Regions from separate parts of the Mus musculus genome. Here region 2 is linked to region 1. A link is a loop called in an ENCODE intact Hi-C map of the cell type or tissue named here. Cell type or tissue: heart. All regions are shown on one strand. Each heading gives the region's core, and the rest is flanking DNA. Links, peaks and the distances in the headings are about the cores only.

Region 1 (2,913 bases), core at 277-2,776:
GGTCAAAGGTTAAGAGTTCCTTTTGGGAATGTGGAGTCTGTTTATACTTGCCAAGGAGACAGTTGGACCTAAAATCCAGGGGCAGACTGTGCTGGTGATGCCGGCCAGTGTTCATCAGTGATCATCAGTGATCAGGGCAGAATGGAAGTTAAAGGTGTGGGCCTGACAGACTCATCCAGAAAGAGGAGATCCTCTTAGGCAGGCAAGTGAAGAGCAGTACAGGAGAGAGGGGGGAGAGGGGGAGAGGGGGTGGGAGGAGAGGAGAGGGAAGGGAGGGGGAGAGAGAGAGAGAAGGAGAGGGGGGAGGGAGAGAGAGAGAGAGAGAGAGAGAGAGAGAGAGAGAGAGAGAGAATAGCCAGAGATGGAGACAACATCATGAGGAATGTTGGCAGTAAAGCTGAATCTTTGTAAGGGTGTCAGAACATATGGTTTCCTGAATTTCCCTAAGAGCACTGGGCAGCTGGGCACCAAGTGTGGAAAAGTCGGCAGGTATATTAGGGATGGTCCAGACAGTTGTGTTTTTCTGAATAGAAGCGGCTGATTATAGGGGCAGAGAGAACAGGAAGTGAGTATAGGAGGGACTTAATTTGAAGTTGGTTAAGAATGGAAGGTGTCAGTGAGTCAAAGAATGGGGTGTGGTGGGTGTCGAGGACTCAATAGCTGACGGGTTAGGAAGTCCTGGTCAGAATGGGGTGATGAATTCTAGATGAAGGTGGAACATGGTCCACAGGTGTGGATAGGTATGAGCCACTAATGTGTTAGTCAGGGTTCTCTGGAAAAAAACCAAAACAACGACAACAAAAAAACAAAACACCACCACCACCAACAAAAGATCAATGTCTGATAGTATCATGGTGGTTGACATTATAAAGAATTGGCTCATGGTTGGTTTCATGCAGAAAATAATTGAGATCTGTGTGGGTCGGTAAAACAGCCGTTCTGGATTAAAGGCTTGAGATCTCGGAAGAGCTTGGATCTCAGTTTAAATCCCAGAAGCAGAGAAGAGCAAGTGAGCATCATTGAAAGCTCTCAGTGTGAAGCCTGAACTTCAGATCCGTGTGGTTCACAGGGGAGGCAACTGTCCTATATCATGGTACGGGTGGAAAAATAGTCTGTAGGGAAAAAGTATAAGAATGATCTCACCTGTCCCTCCCGCACACCCCGCCCCCAGTGTCTTCTCCCAGGGATGGGGGTCCAATATTTCACATATTCTCTCCAGTTCTTGTGACGCAGAAGAGGTAGCCTTCTTGACGCTGAGTTAGCCTGAAAGTAGATAGCTTTCTCATTAGTCATGCTGTACTCTGAGGCAATGAGAATCCCTTTTACTCACGATTCACACAGGACCCTGAACCCTCCAGCTCCTCCTCCATCGTCATCACCCCCATCCTCTATTCCGGAACCCAAAATCCTCGGTGTCCTCTCTTCTCTGGGCGCCCCCTACAGGCGGACCGTGTCCAACTGTCTTCCTTTCCCACAGAGAACGGTTCGGTTCCCACTGTGGTGGAGTCGATAGTTCTATTATCAGTTCCGTCTTCGGCACCTAAGGGGTGAGGAGACACAGGTACCTGCTATCTCGGATCCTCAGATGCTCTGAGGAACCAGCTTTGATTCCCCTGGCATGGGAATCTGACAAAGATAAAACAGCTTTGTCTGTGCGTCTAAATACCCAGCTCCAAGGGGGATCAATGTCACCTCCGATACTCTGTCTCTTTGTTCTAACCCAGTCATCAGCGATTGGCTGGTGTCTTCTCTCACCCATGGGCTTGGACCTGCTTCACTCATCTTCTGAGTCCTTATCTCTTCCCCTTACCCGGTCAAAGCGATACCTAAAATTAACCAACACATATTCCACATAGATGCTTAGTAGACAGCACATGCTCAGTAGAGCCTAGCTGTCATCTCTATTTTGCTAGCCTTTCTCCAGTTCTCTCAGGTTGTCTTTATGGGCACCTAGGTGGGCCTATAGCTGCTGAGTCACCAGGAATAGAGTATTCACCTAACTGTGAGTCATGTTTTCTTTCCTGTAGGTGACTTTCATATTGGAAAGTGGGAGCAGGACTATCCTGCTTCTCATAGCTTGCCTGAGTAATCTAATTTCACTCCGCTGGATGCGTTTAAGGGGAGTGTAATAGAGGAAGGAATATTTGGGATGTAAATCAGAATTCGCAAACCCTGTTTGTCAGCTTTCAACTGTGCCGGAAGTTAGTAACTACCTCTCTGACCCTGATGACTTTTCTGGTTCTGAGTCATCTCAGATGATGCCATCAGAATATCGTGGGTCTGGAAAATGAACCTAGAATTTGTCGCTTGGACTTAATAGCGTACAAGTTGGGATTTTATGAGTATTAATACCCCTACTGGGACGTTTCCTGACAGCACATTATTTAGTCTGTACGCACTTTAGAAGCTCGTGGGTGTTTAGATACTCAGACATTTCGCAAGCCAGACTGATCATGCTCAGAGAGTCTGAATCCACCACTGTGCTTCAGATCACTCACACGCTTGGGCAATGCTGTAGAAGGTGTTGAACAACAAGCTGTGTGCCTTAGGTTACCCAGTCATTCATCAAACATTAGCTATACAACTACTGAATGCCAGCCACTGGGCTCTGTACTGAAGACACACACACACAAAAGGCTGATAGATAGCCTTTCTGTCCTCTGAAAGGGACACCTTTAGTGGCAGTGATTCTGGGTAAGGACTGAAAGGAGCCGTTTATCCATCCATCCATCCATCCATCCATACATACATACATACATCTACCCAGTAAACATTTTTGGACCATTTATATGAGCTAGGCACCAAGGTAGGTATAGATGATTCACCAATGGACACAAGACATACTCACACTGCCCTTTCAGGCCCATTACAATTCACAGAAGAGATAAACAACTAAACACAAAATTCAAAGTA
Region 2 (2,913 bases), core at 216-2,715, 130 kb before region 1:
CCCTGTCTTGGTGTGGTATTTTCAATAGCCACTAACCTTGCCTGGTACGGTCTAGGGGTTGTAAATTGGTATGGAAATTTAAAGCACGGCACAAATTATGTATGGGGACAGTTTTTTTTCTTTTTCTTTTTTCTTTTTTTTTTGGTTTTATCTTTTTTTGTTTGTTTTGTCTTCAGTTGTCTCTGATGCAGCTTATATGAAGATAATTATTCTGTTAACGGAATACCACTCTGATTGCAAAAAAAGCAGCTGTTTTGTTGACATGTTGACTGCTAAGTAAATACAACTTTTTTATTAAAAAAAGATACATCATAAGTGGGTAACATGATTAAACTTGGGCTTTGGAGCCCACCTCCCATTTGTGAGCAATAGTCAATACTTAATACCTGACATTAATATATCTAGAACCTGATGTAACTGGATTTGTTTGTTTGTTTGTTTGTTGGTATCAAACAAGTATATTTAAATTTGGTTGGTTTACTTTGTGAGCATACTTTGGAAGATCTTAGGTGGTTCTAAATTTTTTACTTCGTGGTTTCAAAGGCCAGAGTCTTGCTAGGTAACGGGGGCATAAGTACACATAAATACTATTAGACTGGGTAATGGCACAAAAGCCATGGCCCTATTGAAAGCTTTCCATGTTTGCTACTTTCAGTTTTAAGGTGAGTTTAGCTTAGCCTGTTTCTGTGTAATTTCTTTGGTAGTATCCTGAGAAGACAGAAGGAAAATAAAGTCAGTTCCACTGTCCTATCGTCAGCCTGACACCGATAGTCTCCTGGCCTGTGACACTATCTTCTGAGATGCCTATTCTGTGTGTATCAGTCCTGTGTGATTTTGGACTTAGTACTTGATGTTTTCAGTATCATGCGGAGGTTGGTTGTTCAAATGGATAAAAAAACACAGAGTAGAATCTGGTATGAATTGGGAAAGAATTTATAATGACAGTAATAATTGCTGCCATTTAGATTGAAGAAAGCTTAAGCAGTTACTTGGGTGTTTAGTGAAGTGCAGTTTGTTAACTTTTTTTTGAAAATTCCCATTGTGTAGGTCTGACTGGCCTGGGCCTCACTGTGTAGAGCAGGTTGGAAACTCCCAGGTCTCCCTGCCCCCAGGAGCTGCACACCGAGGCATGCCTGGTGCTGGTCAAACTTTGATAGGAAATAAAATTAGGAAGGGATTAGCTGCAGCCTAAGGTGAAGTTTTAAAGCTTTGGGTGACAAAAGGTTGCAGGGTTTGGGAAAGGCAGTGGCGTTAGCATTGCTTGGAGGCCGTTGAATGCTGTGCTGCCCAGTATTCAAGGCAGCCGCCTAGAGCTCCAGTTTGAAGATGCCAGATGCTGATGTGTTCTGTGCCGTGTGCAGATGCACTTCGACTTTCACCTGCCTACCCCTTCTGAAGGGTTGCCTGCAAGGAGTGAAAACTAAAGGCTAGTTTGCAGGGGCTGAGAGTCTCATGGGGGTCCGGGTAGAAGGTAATTAAAAATCTTCTCTAGTACTTGGAGCTGGGCAGGTGGGCTAGAGATGAGTATTTACAAGGCCCTAGGTCCCATGGCCAGCATAAGAAAAGGGAAAGAAAAGGTGCTATGGGCACTGTTTGTTCCATGAAACAGAACGCTGGCAGGGTGGGTGTTGCCAGAGAGCAAACCTCAGTCACTGTAGGTGCTGTTAGGTGATTTAAGATTTACCTCCTTTGAACGCCTCTTGAGGCGTTCAGGTGCACTACATAAACTGGTCACTAGGGGGCATCAGCTCATCAGCCTGTACTGCAAAAAGCTATAGCCCTGAGAAGTCTATTAAAAATTAATAGACTTTAGAAGTTAGAAATTAATTTTTGAGGGTTCCCCCCAAGAAAACTAGGAAATAGTTGGGAAATCTTGGGTTTTATCAATGTGGGTGGGACTATTTGTGTTTTAAACACTGATAAAATACCTGATAATTTCATTGTATAGTAGCTTTTTAACTTTTTTTGTGCATATAGTGGGGTGGCAAGTATGCCATAGCCTTTAAGACCAGCAACTGTAACATCTGAGCCATTTTGTCCACTCTTGTTACTCTTGCAGGCATTGGGATGCTGGTATAGGAATACCTAACACTATTGCTAAAAAACTCCAAGCCCCATGGGATTCAATGTATATGGTAATTAGGGAATAATATGAGTCAAGTTTAGTGCGTGCTGTAGTACGTTTTAAAGATACACCAAGTGCAGATAGGGTTTGCTGGCTAGGTACTGAGAGGAAAGAATGGTGAAAGGCACGTGTTCTCAACGCATTTGCAATCTTTATGACCCATGTGTTGAAGTAGTTAAAAAAAAAAAAAAACCTTGATGACACAGGAAACTGGGAAGCGAGGTCTGGGATTACGGCAGAACACAGCTTGTGCACGGAGCTGGTCTGTTGCCCACACCCGACCTTGCTTCCCTCCCTCCCGCCCTCTGAGCTGTCTAGGCCCCTTGTCCATCAGAGTGCAGGGTGCTGGTGATGAATGCATTCGTTCTCTGCTTGCCATGTAGGTGGTGTATTTAGAGTCCTCAGTGGGTGTGTCCTGAGTAGACATTTTCATGAAATTGGGTCCTAAGGCTTGGAGCTCTAGTGTCTAAACCAGTTCATCCCAGAAGACCTTTTGTATGTTTACTGATTCCTAGTTACATGGTAACTAGAGTTTTCTTTTCAGGGTCCTTTTAAGTAAAATATCCCATTTTCCGTGATCAGTTCTTAAAGTCAAAGGCGCGTTTATAAGAGCTACTGAGTATCAGGCGTTTATAAGAGCTACTGAGTATCTAGCTTGGGGAATCTGCTTCACTCTTTGGCAATAAGTACTTGGCTATGCCAGGAAGGTGGAAAACAGAACACCTTAAAAACAAGTTGAATGAACCATTAATTATGTAAAGGAAAACATTTTTAATGTTTCCTGCATT

Evidence for each region. A loop is a pair of places that touch in the nucleus more often than their neighbours do. Peaks named below come from ENCODE experiments on the same cell type or tissue, not always from the same donor. Only the 100,000 strongest peaks of a DNase experiment are listed, where the experiment ranks them.
Region 2: it touches region 1 in a loop (2.4-fold over the local background); 9 of 42 quality-filtered maps call a loop at or near these places.

Annotation. Positions count from the first base shown.
Region 1 is chr10:111,635,054-111,637,966 of GRCm38, forward strand. It overlaps Gm40763 (a long non-coding RNA gene), which reads right to left and starts at 1,316. Exons shown (of 2, transcript XR_872042.3): 1 at 1,144-1,316. In heart, for the core only: a CTCF peak has its summit at 1,437 (motif pointing left); no DNase peak of the experiment used is centred there.
Region 2 is chr10:111,501,549-111,504,461 of GRCm38, forward strand. No RefSeq gene overlaps it. Among named protein-coding and RNA genes, the nearest start is that of Phlda1, 3.3 kb to the right of the region's middle. In heart, for the core only: no CTCF peak of the experiment used is centred there; a DNase peak (open chromatin) is centred at 1,673; H3K27ac peaks cover 339 bases.